3 separate regions of the Homo sapiens genome follow, and regions 2 and 3 are each linked to region 1. The links are chromatin loops, found by intact Hi-C in ENCODE. Cell type or tissue: chondrocyte. All regions are shown on one strand. Each heading gives the region's core, and the rest is flanking DNA. Links, peaks and the distances in the headings are about the cores only.

Region 1 (8,277 bases), core at 3,502-6,001:
ATCCCTTCTCCCTTGGCTTCTGCTGGCTCCTTTCCTCTCTGTTACCCCAACACTTCCTCCCTCCAGTGCTCTTCGAGTCTTACTGCTGAGCAGTCTTCCCTAAGCCAATGATATTCATGACTACATCTCTTCCTGAATCCCAAACCGAGACTTGCAGCTTCCAACAGGACCCTTGCACTTGGGGGACCTTGGCTGTTCTAAAGCCATCTCACTCTCAACATACACAGCATCAAACCTTAGGCCTTAGCTTGGCCTGCCAGGAAGCTGAGCAGCTCCATTTGCTTGCAGCGCCCTCCATTGTCTTGGTATGCTGGCACTGGGATCTTATGCTTGGAGCTCGATAAGAATGATTGGAATGTATCTAGCCTAGTGTCTGGCATGGAAAAGGTGCTCTGTAAAACCATTTCCTCTTTCCTTTTCCTTCTCTCTCCTGCCCAGTGTTCATGGAGTCACCAGGTCTGTTGAGCATGGAAGGAAATGCCAGCTTTATTCCATTCCATCCACCCCACTGCCACTCCACTGACCCCTCATCCGTCAGCCTGGAATAGTATCTAGCCTTTGAGCCCATCTCCCAGCCCACATTTCTCCAGGGAACCACCCTGTTCACTGACACCAGGTAAATCTTTCCAACCCATGGCTATCACTCAGCTTGACTTTCAAAGCCTTCCATGCATGGGGCCTGTCATTCATTCAACATTTCCACCCCCCCACACAAAAATGAGAGCTCTTTCCTTTAGTCCACCCAGTGGCCCCACCTCTTCTCTGCCTGCCATCTCTGTGTCTTGCTCACATTGTTCCATTTATCAGATACACTTTCCCTCCCCAGACTTTGCTTCTTCAGGATCAAGCTGACCCATAAAGATGGTCTTATGTACTCAGTCCAAAATGTTCTTTATTTCCTCTGAATTCCTCTAGCATTTACAGTCAAGATCCCACACCCTCTGACTACCACTAATAGAATACACTGGGTTCTTACTGTTGTAAAGACTGATTCAATCACTCCTGAAAATAACTTGGAGAGAGATATGTCCACCTGTTCTTGCCAGTGAGGAAACTGAGGCTCACAAGGTGAACACCCCAGAATTGCATCTGGGATTTGGTTCCAAAGACCACATCCTCACTCCTCACTGTGCTAGATTCTCCTGTATTTGTTTCTTTTCGTCTCCTGATAGGATTTAATGGCACAGATCATTTATTGTGCTATTTTGTTGCTTTTCCAATGGGCCTAGCTAAGGACTGAGAACATGATATTCCTTTGATAAACACTCACTGATTTTGGCTTCTGACTTCCAGACTTAATAATGTTGTGACCCCCAAAAGAGGCAGGCAATTTATGTAAGCAGTGGTCACCAAAATTATTTGCCCTGATAAATAACATAACAATCAGCACCAGGCCAAAGTGACCAGTGATATCCAGATGACAAACTGCTTAACCTCGGCTGTCTCCTTCCTTTTCCTCCTTAAAAATAAGAAAACCAAGGTAAAATGCCTAAGAGCTCATTGCTATTCTGAAATCATTTTGCTTCCAACTCTTATTTAAATCATCTCAGGGGTTTTGTTGACATTATCTGCCAAAGATTGTAATTCATCTTTCCAAAAAGGAGAGAAGCATCAACCCATCAAACAATGCCCTTCCTTCTACAGAGAGCTGAGGTCTGAGTTTCCCTCCCGACTGCTGGGGCAAGTGCTCGCTACCAGGCCAGCTGCTTGCGCAGGGCCCCTGGATGCATTTCTAAAGGGTCATATTTACAGTGTCGGATGGCTGGGCACTGTGGAGCTTAATGGGATTCTTAATAAAGGCAGCCTTCATTAAGACGGGAGTACAGGCAAGGTGCCCTTGCGTTTGAGGAAAGGACGACCCAGTGCAAGACGGATGCTCCCCCTTGGCTTGGAAATCACGCGGGTCAAGTGCCTTGTCATGCATTAACAGCCTTTTAAGTTCCTAGGCAGATTAAGAGGAGCGGTGCAGATAAATGAAAGAAGAGGAATCATGTGATCTGTCTTGGTAGCATAAACATTGAGACACAGCAGCTGCATTTAAACACAGCAATTTGCTAAACGAGTGGTTGGCGACTTTCCAGATGGCCAATGTGACACAGGGCTTGGATGAATCCTTTATTCAATCATGCATCTGTCTAGACAGAGACATTGAAGGCCAGGTTATAGCCACTGCAGGAGTGGCAGCAGCAGCAGCAGCAGCTTTGAAAGCCTTATATAAAACATGCTCGGTATTGCCCGTGAGGCAGCTTGGCCACAGATCAGCTGGAGAGGGTGCGGCGGCATGGTGTGCGTGGAGCCTCCAGGAAAGCCGTCTTCTCAGCTGAATGACGGCCAGCTTGGAACAGGGGCTCTTTCTCTGCCCGTCTTCCTACTGTGTCACTTCACACACCTACCCGAAGAGATGGGGGTGGGTGATCTTAGGGGAATAAGGCAGCAGTATCAGTGTGGAAAGCAGCAATACTGGTTGTGTTCTATGTCCCTTTTTTAAAAATGCGCACATTAAAGTCATTTCAAATGTGTTTTATCTTGAATTTCTAGTTGATTTAAAAATTCCCCAAGTAGATAAAAATGGATGCTTAGCTTTCAGCCATGACCCTACTTTGCCTTCCCTTTTCCCTACTCCTAGCATTCAGTTCAGTCTTGGATTGAGGACTTTGCTAGAGATGATATCCTGAAGTTAGTGGCTGTAGAGGCTAGGGCGTAGACAAGATGACCACTCAGCCCCAGTTCAACTGACTGATTTAAACCAAGTCAGGTAAACTGGAGGCACCCGATGGGCCTTTGGCGTGACTGATAAAAACAGGCAGCCAGAGGGCTTCCCTGGGCTGCAATGGGGACTTACGGGAAATGCAGCTCTACTGATTGGTTTCCCTCTGGTAAGTTGTATCTCCAAGCCTATTTTATTTTTATTCTTTTATTAAGAAGTTTCCATGGGCAAGGGTTTCACTGTGTTCAACAGCCATTCGAGTGTTGTTACCGGAACGTTCTAAGCGTTTAGTAAGCAGCTCTGCCCCACCCCACCCCTGGAACCCTCAGGGCCAGCCACGATTCTTCGCCCTCCACACGGAGCAGCAGCTTCCGTTTACTTCTGACTCACAAGGAGCACTTTAACCTGATGAATCACCAGCAGCACTTCCTGTGACATTCTGGGGAAAACTACAGTTTGCTTAGGAAGGACTCTGAAGCACTTCACTTGCTGTGGTGTTTGATCTGCAATGGGGTGGAAAAATTTCAGTTCTGCTCTGTGTGGACACACCAAAGCCTTCTCACCAACTCTTGGAAGTTTCCTATCATCAGGGCTAGGTCTACTCCATAGTCAGCCTGAAATGAATGGATTAAATGAACAAGGCTGTCCCCGGGAGGATACAGCATATCCCCCTCACTGATCTCACCCAGGATGCCATTCCTTTTGTAACTGTTCTGGGCTTAGTTTACTCATCTGAACCACAAAGCACAGATAATTACCTAAGGGATGATGTTCTCAATTCTCCCAAAGGTGGTACCTCACCAGCGCCATTCTTCAGGTATAGGTAAGAAACAAATCCATACATACAAGAAATGCTTTAGGGTGTGGTCGGCCTAGACCTTATCAATGGAGGGCTTTGATAGTAAGAGTCCAGGCAAGGGTAAGGGAGTTGCCCTACTACCTAAGTTATGCCACAAGGTGAGAACAATGAGCTCTGGAACAGTTCCAAATTCGTTCAAGTCCTGGCAATGAGAAAACAGAAAGGGTAGAAAAGTCAGTGTTTTAACCTTCTACAGAAACAGTTCTCTTAGTATGTCAAATGTAATGCAGGTGAATATTATCGAAAGATCTTCAACTGCATGATCTAGGGCCAGGTATTACAAATCTAAAGCTGACCCAAGGACAGTCACGCACCAAAACAGCCTTTGTGGCATGTGGTGACAAACCAAGTTCCCCTGGCTGTTGTCAGCGTATTGCAGAGGTGGCTTTCCTTATGCTGAGTATGACTGGGCCCCTGATTGCCAGGATACATGGCAATTAAGAAGCATGCAAATTGTGAAAACCTTGAAAACCAAAAGGTGATTAGGTGACAGATTAGGTGATAAGGCAGGCAGTCAGTGCTTCTGCTTTATAAATAAACTCGTTTTTTCTCTTACACAAAACCTGAGGCTATGCTAGATGCCAACATGAGCTCTTTAATGCGACGTTCACGTTAAGCATTTTTATAACCTAATGAAAATTTGATTTTTAAAATGAGCATCAAATGAGGCCTGAAATACTGTTTGAAAATGTCACGACTTTTTAACATTTAAATATAGCTTTACACAGAGTCACCCTTGATTGACATTTTATTCCATTTCAGGGCTGTTAATTAAGAACCGTAGACACTAGCAACAAAGATTAAAGCAGCAGAGGCCGAAAACTTACTGAAATAAAATGCAGCTCTGATTTGCTCAGAGCCCACATCAAAGCGGAAGCACGGATCCTGGCTCATGCACATCTGGTCCACTAGGGGGCAGTGAATGATCGCGCCTCCAGCGGGAGGGCTTGTTCTACATCCACCTGAAGTGTGCAGGCCTTTCACACAAGTGAGATGCGCTGCCGCCAAGGCAGGTGTAGGGACTAGCCAGTTATTGCTACTAGCATAATATGCCAGAAGGATGAAGTGAAATTATCGTTTGAAAAACTGAACAATGAAAAAAGTTCATTTTTACCAATAAATTTGCATGGTAAGGAACAGGTGGTACCGCTGTACCTGCCCGGGTCCTGTTCCCTGGCTCCTGGTGGAGGGCAGTGACCAGGCTGGGCTGCACCCAGAAGGGCAGCCACGGAGAGGGGTAGAGCCAGGGAGCCCCGTTTACGCAGTTGCTGGGGCTAGCAACCACCGGGCACGAGTGACCAAGGCGGGCTTCCCCTACTCATCCTGTCCCTGTGCCGGGGTCCATTTGGGGGAGTCCCAGGCCTGGAAGCCGAACAGCACACATCCAGGGGCACCATCCGAGCCGTAGGCTGTGTGGATGCCCCCTGGAGCCGGGCAGTTCCCAGATCATCCCCGCTCCCACCACGTGGGGGCCCTGTAGAGAGAAAGGCAACACCGGAGCAAAATTAGGAATTGGGGCCAGCTGGATTTCAATGTCTGCGTGTTCCCTTCTCATTCTTCTATCCCCTCCTTGATTCAAGAATCTGGTGCCCTCCTGTCTTTGTCCAGTCCAAACCTGTTCTTCTAGGATATCCAGTCATTCACCTTCCACTGTGTTTCCTTCACCACCTCCCAAGGGAATTTGCATTTAAGCCTATTTATTTATTTTTTGAGACAAGGTCTCCCTCTGTCACCCAGGCTGGAGTGCATTGGAGCAATCATAGCTCACCGCAGCCTCAAACTCCTGGGCTTAAGCGATCCTCCCACCTCAGTCTTCTGAGTAGCTAGTATTACAGGCGCATGCCACCATGCCTGGCTAATTTTCTATTTTTTATTTTTTGTAGAGGCGGAGTCTTGCTAGGTTGCCCAGGCTGGTCTTGAACTCCTGGCCTCAAGCAATCCTCCTACCTCAGCCTCCCAAAACTCTGTGTTTACAGGCATGAGCCACCTTGATCGGCAAGACTTATTTCTAATTCTGAAGCAAAATACAGAGAAAAGGTTTCTCCCTCCTGGCCCTGATTAACAAGAATCTCCCCTGAAAATGGGAAGGAAACCAGATGTGCCATTTCCCCCAGCACTCTGACTTCAGTGATTTTAGAGTGACTTCTGTGTTCCCAGACCCATTTCTTCACATAGTCACCTGGAACATCTCTTTGTTTCCTCGAGAGTCAGTGAAGCCTCGTGGGCAGGTGCAGAGGCTATGCAGATCTGCTTGGGTTCAAATCCCAGCTCTGCCACCTCCTAGGGGCATAGAACCTTGGGCCAACTGCATAGCTGCTATGAGCCTCCATTTCCCCATTGTCACAAATGGCATGGTCATAACCACCTCGTGGGGATGTCATGAGGACTGAACGGAAAGCACTGAAAAGAGCAGAAGGCAGACAAACCAGCACTCGCACCTGCTCCCTCGGCATGGCTTGCTCACCAACGCCGCATTTCCTTTTCCGCTTCTCTCTTCGTTTTGCCTCCGCTTGAGACACAGATGCTCCTGTCCTCGTCCCTCCCCCTCACTTCTCCCTGAAAGGATGGCAGATGGTCTTCTGGCCCCTGACTCAGCGCCTTCCACTCTCCTTCCACCCTCCACACCTACCTGGCCATTGCTGTAGAGAATCAGGTACTTGTCAGGATCCACAGAACTAAAGCAAAGAATGCAAAAGCAAAACCTCATCTTCAGACATTAAGAATGACAGACTCGTTGTGGTGTGTGTGTGTGTGTGGTGTGTGTGTGTGTATGTGTGGTGTGGTGTGTGTGTGTGTGTGGTGGGGAATCCGACACATGTCCTCTGTGTCAGGCCTGTGTTCTATTTGTAGAACAGTCTTGGAAATAGACACTTGCTTACTTCGCCTGGATCAGGAGTGATTTCAGATTCTCTTCATTTAATCGTCTACTTCCACTGTGCAGATTTATAATTAAAATAAGAAACTTATTTATAAAACCAGAGTGGGAGCCGAGAGATGGCTGCAAGGAGATGCTTCTGCTGTTGAGGCCTCTGTGCAGTAGGCTCTAAGTTACACTGGGTGGCCTGGAAGGAGTTGCAGGGACCTCCCAGACATAGCCACAGATCTCTCACATCAGAGGGAAGAGACAGGGCTATTGGCTCCCTAAACCCAGCATATGAGGTGGAGAGTGAGGACATTTCTCTCAGAGAGAGGCTGGGTTTGCATGAGGAATTTCTGTGACCCTTTGCTTTGGGTAGGCACTTTGAGTTTGGGTGCCACTGGCTGGTGCCAGGACCAGGGTAGGCAAGCAGCTCCCCTCAATGGAGGAAGTCTGAAGTATGGGTGGGGCTGGCAGGAGGGTGGAGACGACCGCAGGCGGAGGGGACAAGGAGGCCAGGAAAGAGAAGAAGGAGTGGGAGGAGTGGAGAATGAAATGGCAAGACACAAGTGGTGTGACCTTTCCCAGTGACCCCACAAACCTTCACTGATGTCTATGAAAATCACAAAATGATTTGTGATGGTGCAGTTGGACCTCTTGTCAAAAGCCAGTGAAGGGGCTGAATGGATGCAAGAGGTGGAGCCCGTGCCAAACTCTGGAAATTAACATTGCCGTGGTAAGGCTTTGACGTTGTGTGATGTTGTGTAGCTACATTAAATTTAACACGTAATCCGTCAGTTTATATGGGACTTATTTGTTGTGTTTTTATTTCCAAAGACAGAGGAATCTTCTAGAAATATTTCTTTCTTGTGTCAGTATGAGAAATCTGTATGTCTTTTAAGCACATGAGTTATTATTCTCTCACAGACACTCTGAAGCCTACATTGGATGTTGTTTCCTTCTTTTTTCTGGGGTTATGGGAGCTCAAAGGGAAATGTGTTGTTCATTTCTAAAAAGTGTTTAGGGTATTATGAAATATGTTTTCTTCATTGACTTCATCTTCATATATATGTGTGTGTGTTTATATAAATATATATATATATATATATATATAGGCTTCACCTCCATTCATAAATGTGTGTGTACATGTAATCTTTTATTTTATTCTATATAAACTGCTGGAAGTATTCCAAAATCCTTTTTTAGACAGTGTTGTTATTAATAAGCAACAACATAAATAAATACATTTTACCTGTCCTGGAAGTTCTGACACTTTAATCATTTGCTGTACAGAAATATTCCTCAAGTTTTGTTGTAGTCAAATCTGCCCTGACTTCTGGCTTTAGAGTTCTGCTTTTGCAAAGGACTTTCATCACTCATGTTGTTATGAAGATATTCTCCTGTATTTTCTCCTTCTATATAGTTATAAAATATTGAGATCTTTATTCTAGCTGGAATTTATTTTGATACATACTATGGTATAGGGACTTAACTGTTCCCTAAATAAATAACCAACAGTTATTTGTTAGACTGTTTCCTCCCTAATTTGAAATGTCAGTTTTGTCAAATATTTTTTTCAATGTAAACAGGTGTGTCACTGACCTGCTTGTCTCTTCTTTGCCCCAGTATTTCACTGCTTTTATTGACTGTAACTTAACAGCATGGTTTACTATCTATTGTTCAAGTCCTTCTTCAATTTAAAACAATTCTTTTAGACATAGGGTCTTGTTCTGTTGCACAGGCTGGAGTGCAGTGATGCCATCACAGCTCACTGCACCCTCGCACTCCTGGTCTTGAGCGATCCTCCCATCTCAGTCTCCAGAGTAGCTGGGACCACAGGCGCATGCCATCGCA
Region 2 (6,436 bases), core at 3,378-5,877, 250 kb after region 1:
TCACACTGTGCACCCACACTGGGAACTTAGGGGAGTTCCTGGACCCTCAGGGGAATGATATCACAGAACCATTCTAATTGCCTAAGTCTCACAAGCAATCTGATATGCCTAGTATTTGTTCCTGAGTCTGAGAGGAGATCGTTATTGTTCATCTTTTAAAGCAACAGGTCGCCCAGTCTGTTGACGATACCTCCCATCAAGACATATGCTCCACCAAGCTAGGAGCGGATGATGCCAGAGCCGCCTTGCTTCTTGGATTTTCTTCTGAGCCCCACCGTGCTGGGGAGACTCTGAGCATGGTAAATATTTAAGCACACGTCTTGTGTAACTGTCACAGATCCGGATGCACCGGGAGCCATGGAGCCACAAGCTGGCACCTGTCTAAGTGTCCCAGCTTCGAGAGACGGTGTTTGTGCCAACATTGGGAGTCTGTTGGCGACCAGTGGCTGATAGGTAGCAGAATTCTGTGGTCTGTTAATTGTCTTGGAAGCAAATCCTTGAATTGGGAGAAAGAGAAAGCAACTGTAATTAAAGCTTCCCTTGGGCAGAATTTCCCTGTGCAGGCAGTTGGCACATTTTTTGTGTGCCCGTTAAGCTCCAGGCACTGGGCTAGGAACTTTACGTTCACTGAAGCTTTTAATCCTGGTAACAGCCAAAGAAGAGACTGTTATTGTCACCAAGAAACAAAGGCTCAGAGAGGTTAAATGGTCTGCTCAGAGTTCTACAGCTACTCGGTGTCAGAACTAGGGAATGAAGCCAGAGTTGGGAAATGTAGCTATGAAAAAAGAGAGTTGATATCACCATTTTAAAACCCTGATGCCCTGCCAGCAACATCGCCCAGAGATTGAGATCCTTGAGACCAGGGAGGAGGCTTGTGTTTGCAGGGAATGCCTTTGGGTGCCACCACTAGGTCAGACGCTAAACCACATCCTGATGCCTCATAGATGCCCATTGGGGAAATAGATTCTGTCACGTCTCAAGGTATGTATTTATTAAAACCCATGGGAATGGAAAGACAGCAGAGAAAAAGAAAGTAGAACAACACAGGATGAAGGGGCTGTGCTGCCTACAGTAAACAGAACCCAGGAAGCTGATTACAGCAGAGATGGAGGTCACCTCCCCTTCCTCTGTGCCCCTGCCATCCTCAGCATTCTCCCCCTGCTCCCTGAACAGCCCTTCCTGCCACTCATGGGACACCCTACACATGACACGGCCACTGCCAGGCTCCAGGAGTCTGGATAGGAATAACCAGATACATGATGAGCCTACAGTGTTGTTTTAAAGTTTATCTTATTTATTTATTTTAGGGGCAGGGTCTCACTCTGTCACCCAGGCTGGAGTGCAGTGGCACAATCACAGCTCAATCATAACTCACTCACTGTAGCCTTAGAGTCCTGAGCTCAAGTGATCCTCTTGCCTCAGCCTTCCAAGTAGCTGGGACTATAGGTGTACACCATCAAAACCAGTAATTTATTATTATTCTTTGTAGAGATGCTTTGCTTTGTTGCCCAGGCAGGTCTCCAACTCCTGGCTTTAAGCAATCCGCCCACTTTGGCCTTCCAAAATGTTGGGGTTACAGGAGCAGACATTGTGCCCAGCAAGGTTACAGTTTAAAATAATCACAGAAGTCCCTTTCTGAGAGAGTTCAAAAACAAATGTTATGGAAATTCTGCCAGAAAGATGTATAAGAGCTGGACTTGGGGAAGGTTTTAAGAAAGAGGGACTGGAGTGGGACCCTCACGGGTGAGTAGGGTATAGATAGTTGGGGTGGGGCTGAGGAAAGAAGCTTCTGGGTGTGACCCTATCCTCACAGAGGACAAGAGTGTGGGGAGGGAGAGAGCACAGAGCTCCCACTGGGCACCAGGGGAGGTGAGGGCGATCATGCGTGGTGCGGAAGATCACATAGGACCTTGAGAGCTACTTCTAGCAACAACTGTATTCTGAGTGCCCTTGTGGGGTCTGCTGAAGGGTTTTCAACTAATAGGATGAAATCAACTAGGAATACCAATGGGTCTGTCTGTAAGACCAGGAGCTGCCTTTAGGTCTCCAGCATAGCACATGCTCAGGTGTTATGTATGTGTTGAACTCAATTTAGGTTTATAGATAGATAGGAAAGAACAGGGATATTTGATCTGGTGTAAATCCTACTCTTCATTGGAAATGGAAGTTAATGGTTGTGAACCCCCCAAAAGAAGACAAACCCTGTAGTCACAAAGATTATGAAGTCATCTCAGGTTGATCTCTCTTTGCTGCCTATAGCCTTTCCTGGTAAATAATCAATGTTTCAACAAGTGCAAATCAAAATAACACTTCTTTTGCTCCTGGTTTATAAATGAGTCAGTGCTGAATTCTGATAGTAAGAAGCAAACCCCTATGATAGTCTACGAAGCTTGCCTCAAAGTCTATGCCTACCCTTCGTCCTGGTCTTCCAAGCTTGCTTCCCAAGCCAACCTGACGTGTGGAGAGCTGCTGATCTGAATGAGTACTTAGCTGCCAAAATGTACCCAAAATTGTACAGCAGAAATAATAGTAACATGACATATAGAATGCTAAGAAATCATTACCAAGTGTCATATCAAGAAACGCTGCATGAACTTGGACAAGAAGAGAAGCAAGCTCATTGGTTCAGTGGTTCATGCTGGTGGGGGTACTCTAGCCTCGGGAGCCACTGTTTGGACCGAACATTCCAGCTTGTCTGCCATATGCTTCTCTCTGTATTTTGGCTTCATTCTCACCAAAGGGTTGTGGACCCTTTTCCCCAGCAGTCACACAATCTGACCACCAGCAGCTTCGAGGTTCTTCTTCCTCCTCCAAAAAGGAACATTTCTTTTCTTTCTTTCTTTTTTTTTTTTTTTTGATGGAGTTGCACTCTTGTTGCCCAGGCTGGAGTACAATGGCACAATTGCGGCTCACTGCAACCTCCACCTCCCAGGTTCAAGCAATTCTCCTGCCTCAGCTGCCTCAGCCTCCCAAGTAACTAGGATTACAGACATGTGCCACCATGACTGGCTAATCTTTTGTATTTAGTAGAAATGGGGTTTCACCATGTTGGTTAGGCTGGTCTCAAACTCCTGACCTCAGGTGATCCACCTCCTTCGGCCTCCCAAAGTGCTGGGATTAAAGGCATGAGCCACTGCGCCCAGCCAAAAAAGAAACATTTCTTCCCCACCAGCAGTAGCACAAATAAATCTCAGGGAGAGACCCTGATCAGCCGTGACTGGGTTGGTGTCCTCCCTCAAGGGGACTATGGCCAGAGAGGTGGAGACACAGAAAGGGAGACAACCCCCATTCAGACCACATTGCTGGAGCCTGGGGACCAAAGGCAGTTCTGTCAAAGATGGTAGAAGGGACACAAAGGACCCATTCTGACCCAGGAAGCCAACCAAATGGTGTGCATACCAGCTTGTCATGCATGGAGGCCTGGAAGGGTTCTGTCATTCTCCTGAGTGGCCCTGCCTGGGTTTCCGGGTCCCTGCCTCCAGTTGCTTCTGATTCCTGATGATCAAAAGACCCCACTGATTTTTTTCACCTCTTTGAGTCAAACTGCCCTCTCTGCTGGATCCTTAGCAGTCACTGATGCCCGCAGTTAAAAATTCAACCTTTCATGGGTACAAAGAAAGAAGAAATAAGACCTAGCATTTGCTAGCACAACAGGGTGACTATAGTAAAACATAATTTAATTATACATTTTAAAATAATTAAAAGAATATAATTGGATTGTTTGAAACACAAAGGATAAATACTTGAGGTGATGGATACCCTATTTACCCTGCTGTGATTGTTATGTATGACATTCCTGTATCAAAATATCTCATGTAACCCATAAATATATACACCTACTGTGTACCCACAAAAATTTTAAAAAGTCAGCCTTTCTATAGAGTTAACATTGTGCCAGGTAGGCACAACAATGAGAAATGACAAGAGGAAATGATGAGCTAAAATGCCTATTTTCTCTCACGAAGCGATGTAATACAGAAGCCTTACGTTTTCTGGTTATCTGGCCAAAAGAAATCCTGTCATTGCCCTTGGTTATCAAATAGACCTCATGTTCTTGTCAGTCAGAGAATTGTGGAAATTTGCAGCTTAAAAATGTAAGGTGTGGGTGAAATCAGATTAGGTTTGACTTCATTGTTCAACAGAGGTTCACAGATGGGTCCCCTAATGACTAGGGTTTTGGTGTCCTTGGCCAAGGTTAAGTGACGAGTTAGGTCATCGGTCATTGCCATCCCTAGTGGTTAAAGCTTGGCCAGGAGCAATCCCACTTATTAAGAAAAATGCCTTGCCGAGGGGTAGAACGTTAATTTAATTTAGGGATAGTACAATTGTATCTGCACATTCTGCATTTCACTGTTGATACAGCCTGAGCCTGCCTGGCTGGTTGCAATTGTTTTAAATCCTCTGGCACCATTGATCCCTAATTGACCCCAGATTCCTGAGCGCCAGGAGCAGCCCTGACTTGTTTATTGCTGGCCCTGGGCCACCGTGCGGGTGTCCGCTGAGTTCCGCTGAGCTCAGCCACAAAGGCTGCTCTCTGACTGTGAGTCAGCCTAGCCCACGGCCAGCCAAGCCCATGGCCAGCAGGAGGACCTCCTCCAGCTTTCAAAAACAACAGGGCTTCCCTGTAGCTAAAATGCTTATTTTCTCTTATGAAGCGGTGTAATGCAGAAGCCTTAGTTTTCTGGTTATCTGGCCAGTAGAAATCTGGTCACCCCCTTGGTTATCAAATAGCTGGTTGCTGCTGCCTAGGCAGGCTATAACCTATAAAAATGTTAAAGGCGGTTCACTTCACTCAACGACAAGCTGTCCTTTTGCCCTGGGGGTACCTCCCAAGCCTTAGCCAGCTGGCTTTGAAAGTCTCACGTGGGTGAGTGGGTGCCTGACTGGGTGCAGCTGATGCCCCGATCCCTGATGACAGGTGTCCCCAGTGTCATCTTTATGTACAGAGAAAAGTGAGTTAGTGCTTTGAGAAATCAGCTGTGCACACAAAGAGCAAACCAGGACCCTCTCTGGTCCCAGCTGGTTCTGTTAGAGTGAGCTGGGGTTCTGCGAAACCACATTTGGTATGGGAATGCAAGCTGCAATTTGGTCAAAGGTACATTGACAGCCTGAAGGAGACTGCATTTAAGCCCTACACTAAAACAATGGGGAGCCTGAGTCCAATATTTACTGGGTGTTCCAATAAAGATCTAGAGCACAAAGGCTCTCTGGGGACCTCCATCACAAATAGCGCAGCACACATTCATCTGGCCACATTGGCACTTGTTAGCTCTCAGGCAGATTCAGATGGGGGGTTGGGGGGCGTGTTCCCTCCAAGAATCCTGCTGGCCTACCTTGAAAATCAAAACTGCATGGTCAGATGCAGACAGGAGGAATGTTGCTAAGCTTCGGAAACCACTTAAATACTTTGAACAGAATGGCTCCTCAATTGAGGACAAAAGTATACTTTTCTCTTAAACTGCAAACCTGGAATGTGCCTTCTGATGATTATAGGCAGAGTCCACACTCAAGTGATGGGAACCAGGCCCATGCTCTGCATATGGTGTCCAGGCTGCAGGGCAGCTGTGCCTTAATGAGATCCAGAAGCCTGCTGGCTCCCCAGCAGGCCCTCGGGAGCGAGGGCGTCCAGCACGGGTCCCAAGGGCTCCCCACCCTTCTTGGAGGCTTGGCACCCCGCCTGCCTGACCCCAGGGTTCTGCACATATGCACCGGAGGCAGCCTGGTCCCCCATACACGGATGCTTTAGTTGGATGACCGGAAAGGGGTGTGGTATGGGGGTCAGAGCATCTGAACAGACAGAGCTTTTCCCAGGGCCTCCTCCTTGGCTCAAACCATGACCTGCCTGCATCCAGATCTCCTCTCGCTCTCATTATCACACCAACTGCCTCTGCAAAATGCAGATACACTTTGCTGTTTTTGCACTTGGTAGAAATGACATCTTTTTTTTGAAACATAATAAAGCCCAGTGATAACACAGCTACAATAACATAAGATCAGGCTGGGCATGGTGGCTCACGCCTGTAATCTCAGCACTTTGGGAGGCCGAGGCGGGCGGATCACGAGGTCAGGAGATCAAGACCATCCTGGCTAACATGGTGAAACCCTGTCTCTACTAAACAAAAGAATGCAAAAAAAAAAATTAGCTGGTCATGGTGGCGGGCACCTGTAGTCCCAGCTACTCGGGAGGCTGAGACAGGAGAATGGCGTGAACCCGGGAGGTGGAGCTTGCAGTGAGCCGAGATTGTGCCACTGCACTCCAGCCTGGGCGACAGAGGGAGACTGTGTCTCAAAAAAAAAACAAAAACAAAACAAAACCATAACATCAGATGGGTGTAAATAAGGGGGGTTGATTTCTGCTCTCTGCAGCAGATTTACCTGGTCATTCAATCCATCTGTTGTAACACAAGCCCACACCTTTTTTGAGCCTGAATTTTTT
Region 3 (6,436 bases), core at 3,378-5,877, 580 kb after region 1:
CAGCACTTTGGAAGGCTGAGGCGGGTGGATCACCTAAGGTCAGGGGTTCAAGACCAGCCTGGCCAACATGGTGAAACCCCGTCTCTACTAAAAATACAAAAATTAGTTGGGCATGGTGGCACACGCCTGTGATCCTAGCTACTTGGGAGGCTGAGGCAGGAGAATCACTTGAACCCAGGAGGCAGAGGTTGCAGTGAGCCAAGATCGCGCCACCGCCCTCCAACCTGGACGACTGAGTGAGACTCCGTCTCAAAAAAAAAATAAAATAAAACAATAAAAAGCCAATTGGTAACAATCTTTGGGCAGACAATCTTGCAGTTTTCTGTGATAAAGTCTAATTTGGCTTGCCATAGTTCACTGTATCCACCAAGGAATAATCTTGGCCTAATTGGAAACTGGTAAATGCTTAGACTATATGTGTTTCTCTACATTTGAGATCCCCTCTCACCCTCCAACTGTGCCTCTCCCTTTTTAAGTTACGTCAATGAGATGTAATTGGCACCTATCCTCAATCTTAGTATCCTAACATTCGCTTCTTATTCTATTTTCCTGCCTTTTGATTTAGAAAGACCTAAATGCTTTTAGATCTAAAGATAGAAGAGGAAGGTTAAAACAATAATTTGCAATACGTACTCCTTCAGCTATTAATTCATTTATGCAACGGGCTTTATTTAATGCCTGCTGTATGCCAAGTACTCTGCTAGGTGCTTGGGATTCAAAGATAGGGGCTGGGCTCAGTTTCTCATGCCTGTAATCCCAACATTTTGGGAGGCCAAGGAGTTTGAGACCAGCCTGAGCAACATGGAGAGACCCTGCCTCTACAAAAAAAAAAATAGCCAGCACCAGGCACGGTGGTTCATGCCTGTCATCCCAGCACTTTGGGAGGCCAAGGTAGGAGGATCACTTGAGCCCATGAGTTTGAGACCAGCCTGGGCAACATGGAGAGACCTTGTCTCTACAAAAAATAAAAATAAAAATAAATTAGCTGGGGCTGGGCACAGTGGCTCATGCCTGTAATCCCAGCACTTTGGGAGGCCAAGGCGGGCGGATCACAAGGTCAAGAGATGGAGACCATCCTGGCCAACATGGTGAAACCCCGTCTCCACTAAAAATACAAAAATAAGCTGGGCGTGGTGGCACGCGCCTGTAGTCACAGCTGTTCGGGAGGCTGAGGCAGGGGAATCACTTAAACCAAGGACGCAGAGGTTGCAGTGATCCAAGATTGTGCCACTGCACTCCAGCCTGGTGACAGAGGGAGACTCCGTCTCAAATAAATAAATAAATAGGCCGGGCGTGGTGGCACTCACCTGTAGTCCTGGCTTCCCAGGAAGCTGAGGTGGGAGGATGGCTTCAGTCCCAGAAAGTCAAGGCTGCAGTGAGCCGTGATCATGCCACTGCACTGCACTCCAGCCTGGGCAATACAGCCATAACCTGTCTTAGAAAAAAAAAAACAAAAAATACAGAGTTCTTGCCTTTAAGGTGTACAGTGCAGTGGGACAAGCAGATACAACTGGAGAACCACAATTGTGATTGCAGTAATTAATATACACAATATTACAGGATTACAGAAAAGAGGTACGTCCCCTATCCTAGAGGGGATGGAGGAAGGGCATAAAGTACATTAATGACGATCTGTAATTCAGTTGTTTAAATTGAGCATGGGAGAGGGTGTTCAGGCCTCTTCGACTGGATGACTTTGTAATTTGGGATAAAACACCCAATAACTTGGCCGGGTACCAGGGCTCATGCCTGTAATCTTAGCACTTTGGGAGGCTGAGGCGGGCAGATCACTTGAGGTCAGGAGTTCAAGACCAGCCTGACCAACATGGTGAAACCGTCTCTATCAAAAATTCAAAATTACCCAGGCATGGTGGTGCATGCCTGTAGTCCCAGCTACTCGGGAGGCTGAGGCACGAGAATTGCTTGAACCCGGGAGGTGGAGGTTGCAGTGAGCTGAGATCGTGCCATTCCACTCCAGCCTGGGCAACAGAGCAAGACCCTGTCTCATAAAAACAAAAACAACAACAACAAAAACCCAATAACTGTAAAGTAAAATATGTCAACTTGTGACTAAGGATTCATGTGGAAGAAGAAAAGCGTCTAATATCATAAAGGAACATCAAGATTGTGGGGTTAGAGCTAGAAGATGTTGGTTTTATTTTAAAATTTCTGTCTTTTTTATGTTCTTCCCTGCCTATATCACAGAAAATCAAATATAAGAAATGAATTGCCTGCAAGTGGTGGTTTTTAAACTCTTCTCTCTGATATAGTCTCTGTTAAACTTGGGAATAAATAAAGGTACCATCACCAGACTAGGGGAAGATTAGCATTGTTTGAGGTTAGGATTTAAAAAAAACAAAACAAGGCCGGGTGCAGTGGCTCATGCCTGTAATCCCAGCACTTTGGGAGGCCAAGGTGGGCGGATCACCTGAGGTCAAGAGTTCAAGACCAGCCTGACCAACATGGTGAAACCCCGTCTCTACTAAAAATAAAAAATTAGCCGGGCATGGTGGCGCATGCCTGTATTCCCAGCTACTCGGGAGGCTGAGGCAGAAGAATCGATTGAACCAGGAGGTGTAGGTTGCAGTGAGCCGAGATTGCACCGCTGCACTCCAGCCTGGGCAGTAAGAGCAAAACTCTGTCTCAAACAACAACAATAACAACAACAACAAAAAATTCACTAGATTTGCAATCACTGCCTTCATATAAGATTAAAATATGAAGAAAAACTCAAGGTTAACTGCACTTGAGGTTTTCTAAATTATGGGATTGAAGGGGTCTATATAATTTTAAACATTAAAAAAAGTTTAATCTTTACAACCCTGTGGTCCCCTCCATTTTATAGCTGAGAGAATTGAAGCATGGAGGTTTAAAAACATGCCCAAGATCATACAGCTAGTAAGTAGCAGAGCTGGGATTTGCACCCAAGTCTATTCAATTCCAGTGCCTATTACTCACCATATCATCCTGTCAAAATAGAAACCTTGTGTGGGCCCATTGCTCTCAAGATGTCCTGTGGCCATAAATGCACCCTGGCAGGAGCAAGCTGGTATAGACAACCAGTAAAGTGTATGGCCGTGCCAGTACAAAGCCAACACTGCTCCTGGAAAATATTGATAGTGCCATATTCAACTAATCGTCAAATTTTAATATCATCGATGCCACTGAAAGTATCTTAATCATTCTCATGAATATTTTGTAATATGAGACATTGAGAAGATAAGACAGTATTGAAATAAATATCTAGATTTAAAAAATATAAAATTTGAATGATTAGTAGAGGGAAGCAGAGGATAGTAAATATGTGTGAAAATAATAACATAAAAGTTAACTTTAGATATATTATCTTTAAACACTGCATGTGCAGTATACCAATTTATATCCTCTTTAATATTATAGTCTTTTTCATGTGCATGTGTGATATATTGTCCATTCACCAAGACTATAATCCCTGAGTCCGATAGTGTATTTTCTTTTAAAAAGAAATCAACATTAAAACAGGAAAGATTATCTAAGCTTACTCTCAAGTAGTTTAATACATTTGAGGAAATAAATTAGGTTATGGATGCTTATAAGCGATATAAAAAATCAAATTAACACGATGTAGGTGATTTATTCCAAATTTGATCTGTTACATTTGGAGGAATTGGTTGTTGGATTTAGAAGTGTACAAAATACCATTAGAGAGTGAAAAAAAAGGGAAGTCTGTTATAACTGAATAGGGGCGTGGTCTGCTCAGGCTAAAAGGAATAGATAGTAGTTTCATAAAGGACTGATATAACTGTAGAGTCTTCAGAACTGGCCACTACAGCCAGCACATTTTCTCTACAGACGTAAGTATGTCTATTAATACCAGCCAGCTTGGTGAGTTAGAGAAACCACAGCCTGTGGATTTGGGCACATGCACTCTCTGCCTGCATCTAATCCTTCGGGTAACCATATACCTACAACTCCTGTAATCCTAGAGCAGTTACATGGATGCACTAAGTGGTGTGATGGGAGGGAAAGATAGCATCACAAGGATTCGTTTGATTGTAACAGTAATCCACACCAAGTCAAATAAAATAGCCAAACAGTTTAGAATGTGGTCTCTAATGAATTTGCTAATTCTACCAGGGCCTCACAAACATTTCCTGCTAGAGTACCCCATATCAAACCAAGTGGCTGTTCTTTAATTACATGGAATAATTATTTGATTTCCAGGAAGTTAAGACAGTGCTTTGTATTTAAATAAAAAGTTCTAGACATGCTGTGAAACTCGATCAAACCAAGAAAAAGGGTGAAACTGAATGCCTGCTCACTGACTCAAGATTTCAGCTGCTCAGCGAGCCTGACGTGACGGCTTATGAGCCCAGAAAAGGGGTATTTTAAACCCGGCTGGCTGGATCATGTCACTTTCTTATAGAAGCCCTGCCTTTCCAGAGACCTAAAGTGTAACGCAATCAGAGACCTTTGAGGGGCTCGAGGCTCGGCGGCTTCCGCCCCTCAGCACCAGCAGAGACCCCAGTTTTCAGGGGACATGATCCCATAGTGTCGCCCTCACTTTTGAAGGGCCATTAAAAGCCTGGGGCCTCTTATCTCAACGGCTTTGGGCGTGAATGTGGGGCAAGAAGGGGGGGGGAGACCTGTGGGTGTCTCTTTTGCCTGAGGAGTTGGAGACACTTGTGGAAAAGTCAGGCCCTTTTCGCTCCGGCGGCCGCTCCGGTGTGGGGCTGGCTTGGGTTAGACACATGCACACATACACCATAGAGCTCTGCTTTCCCGTAGCAGCTGCTGCCTCTGCCTCTGCCTCTCCCGCCTCAGCCTCTTTGCCCGGCATACACACACATTCAGATTTGCGCGCTGTTTCAATCCTTGATGACGTGTCCCCGGAGACAGCCAATAGCAAACGGGCTCTGGTCAGGACAATGGGAGGTATCGGGCCAATGAGCGAGCCCCGTGAGTTGGCGGTAGCCAATAGGAGCCGCGCTGGCTGGAGAGTAATGTTACAGAGCGGAGAGAGTGAGGAGGCTGCGTCTGGCTCCCGCTCTCACAGCCATTGCAGTACATTGAGCTCCATAGAGACAGCACCGGGGCAAGTGAGAGCCGGACGGGCACTGGGCGACTCTGTGCCTCGCTGAGGGTGAGTCTGGGGCAGCGCCGCGGCGGGGAGAGCGCCTCCGGCAGCTCCCCAGCCCGCGCGGCGGCCGGATCCCCGCGGCCGGGAGCCGGCGGGTCAGGATCCACACAAAGGCAAATGAGGGGGGACCGTGGGGGGAACTGCGCACGGAGCGAGCCTCTGCCCGGGCGCCGGGAACGCTGCCCCGCGCCGGTGCCCCGGCCCTCAGGCAGCCTGAGGCGCCGGGAGCCCCGCGCCCCGCGAGTTTCCACCCCCGGCGGCGTCCGCGCTGACTGGCGCAAAAAAAAAAATTTTTTTTTTAATTAAAAAAATTTTGAACGTGTTTTGGGCCCTCGGGCCGGGCGTTCGGGCGGGCGGCGTGCGCGGAGCGCGGCCGGGGCGGCGGGGCCGGCGCGGCTCGGCGGCGGCGGCGGGAGGGCAGCGGCGGCGCTTCCCCGGGCTGCATTGGCCGCCGCCGCAGCGAGCCGGGCGCTGGCGGGGAGCGCGGCCAGCCGGGCGGGCGGCGGGGCGGGCGGGGCGCCGCGGCGGGCGAGGGCGGCGCGGGGGCCTGGGGGCGGCAGTGCGGGCCCGGCCGGCCTCGGCCCGGTCGCGGCGGCGGCGGCGGCCGGGCGGCGGGGGGAGCGGCGCCGCTGCGCTCGCTGGAACATGGCTGACTCGGGCCCGGCGCTGCTGGCTGGAGAGAAAACAAGGCGGGCGGGCGGGGGAGCTGGGCGCAGCAGTTCCGAGGCAACTTTTTTTTTCCTCTCTCTTTTCACAGCCCCGCGTTCTCCGTGCGGGGGCGGCGGGGCGCGCGGCCCGCGCGGAGGGAGACGGGGAGTGGCGGGCGGGTGGGCCCTCGGGCGGCCCCCACCGCGGCGGGGGGAGGGGAGCGGCGCGGAGGGGAGGGCCCGGCCGCGCGCCCCCCGCCCCTCCCCCGGCCGTAATGGCCGAGTGTGTGCGCCAGAGCGCGGCTCGCACCCCGCCCGCCGCCGCCGCCGCGCCCGCACCCTCGCACTCACACACTCTCTCATACACACACACACACACACACACACACAAAGGGAAGGAGCCATATTCTCGCTCGCGCTCGCCCTCGCGGCGGCGGCGGCGCAGGCGGAGAAGACGCGCAGCGGCCATTCCGTGCGCGCCGGCCCCGGCGGCCGCGGGCGGAGCCAGCCCCCATTTCGAGCGGGGCTTCTCCCTGCGCCGAGCCTGACAAAATGGGGGCGGCGGCGGCGCGGGCCTGCAGGGCCTGCCGGGCGCACGTGGCGGCCTCGGGCCTGGGAGCCGGGCCGCGTCCTCTCTCCTCGGCCGCGCGGCCACCGGCGAAGTTCTAGG

The links. A loop is a pair of places that touch in the nucleus more often than their neighbours do. Peaks named below come from ENCODE experiments on the same cell type or tissue, not always from the same donor. Only the 100,000 strongest peaks of a DNase experiment are listed, where the experiment ranks them.
Region 2: a loop joins it to region 1, with 3 times the contacts of the local background. A loop is called at or near these places in 43 of 110 quality-filtered maps.
Region 3: a loop joins it to region 1, with 6 times the contacts of the local background. A loop is called at or near these places in 20 of 110 quality-filtered maps.

Annotation. Positions count from the first base shown.
Region 1 is chr13:31,040,776-31,049,052 of GRCh38, reverse strand. LOC124903147 (a long non-coding RNA gene) reads right to left here and starts at 2,951. Exons shown (of 2, transcript XR_007063744.1): 1 at 2,843-2,951; 2 at 2,103-2,389. RefSeq lists enhancers at 1,736-2,265, 2,566-3,765. In chondrocyte, for the core only: CTCF peaks have their summits at 4,265 and 4,478 (motif pointing right); no DNase peak of the experiment used is centred there.
Region 2 is chr13:30,790,856-30,797,291 of GRCh38, reverse strand. No RefSeq gene overlaps it. Among named protein-coding and RNA genes, the nearest start is that of LINC00398, 9.1 kb to the left of the region's middle. RefSeq lists enhancers at 4,096-4,612, 4,366-4,660, 3,538-6,436 and a silencer at 4,366-4,660. In chondrocyte, for the core only: CTCF peaks have their summits at 4,382 and 4,584 (motif pointing right); a DNase peak (open chromatin) is centred at 4,516.
Region 3 is chr13:30,464,482-30,470,917 of GRCh38, reverse strand. HMGB1 (high mobility group box 1) reads left to right here and starts at 4,982. Exons shown (of 5, transcript NM_002128.7): 1 at 4,982-5,122. RefSeq lists enhancers at 4,023-4,798, 4,799-5,574 and silencers at 5,010-5,319, 5,919-6,436. In chondrocyte, for the core only: no CTCF peak of the experiment used is centred there; DNase peaks (open chromatin) are centred at 4,937 and 5,792.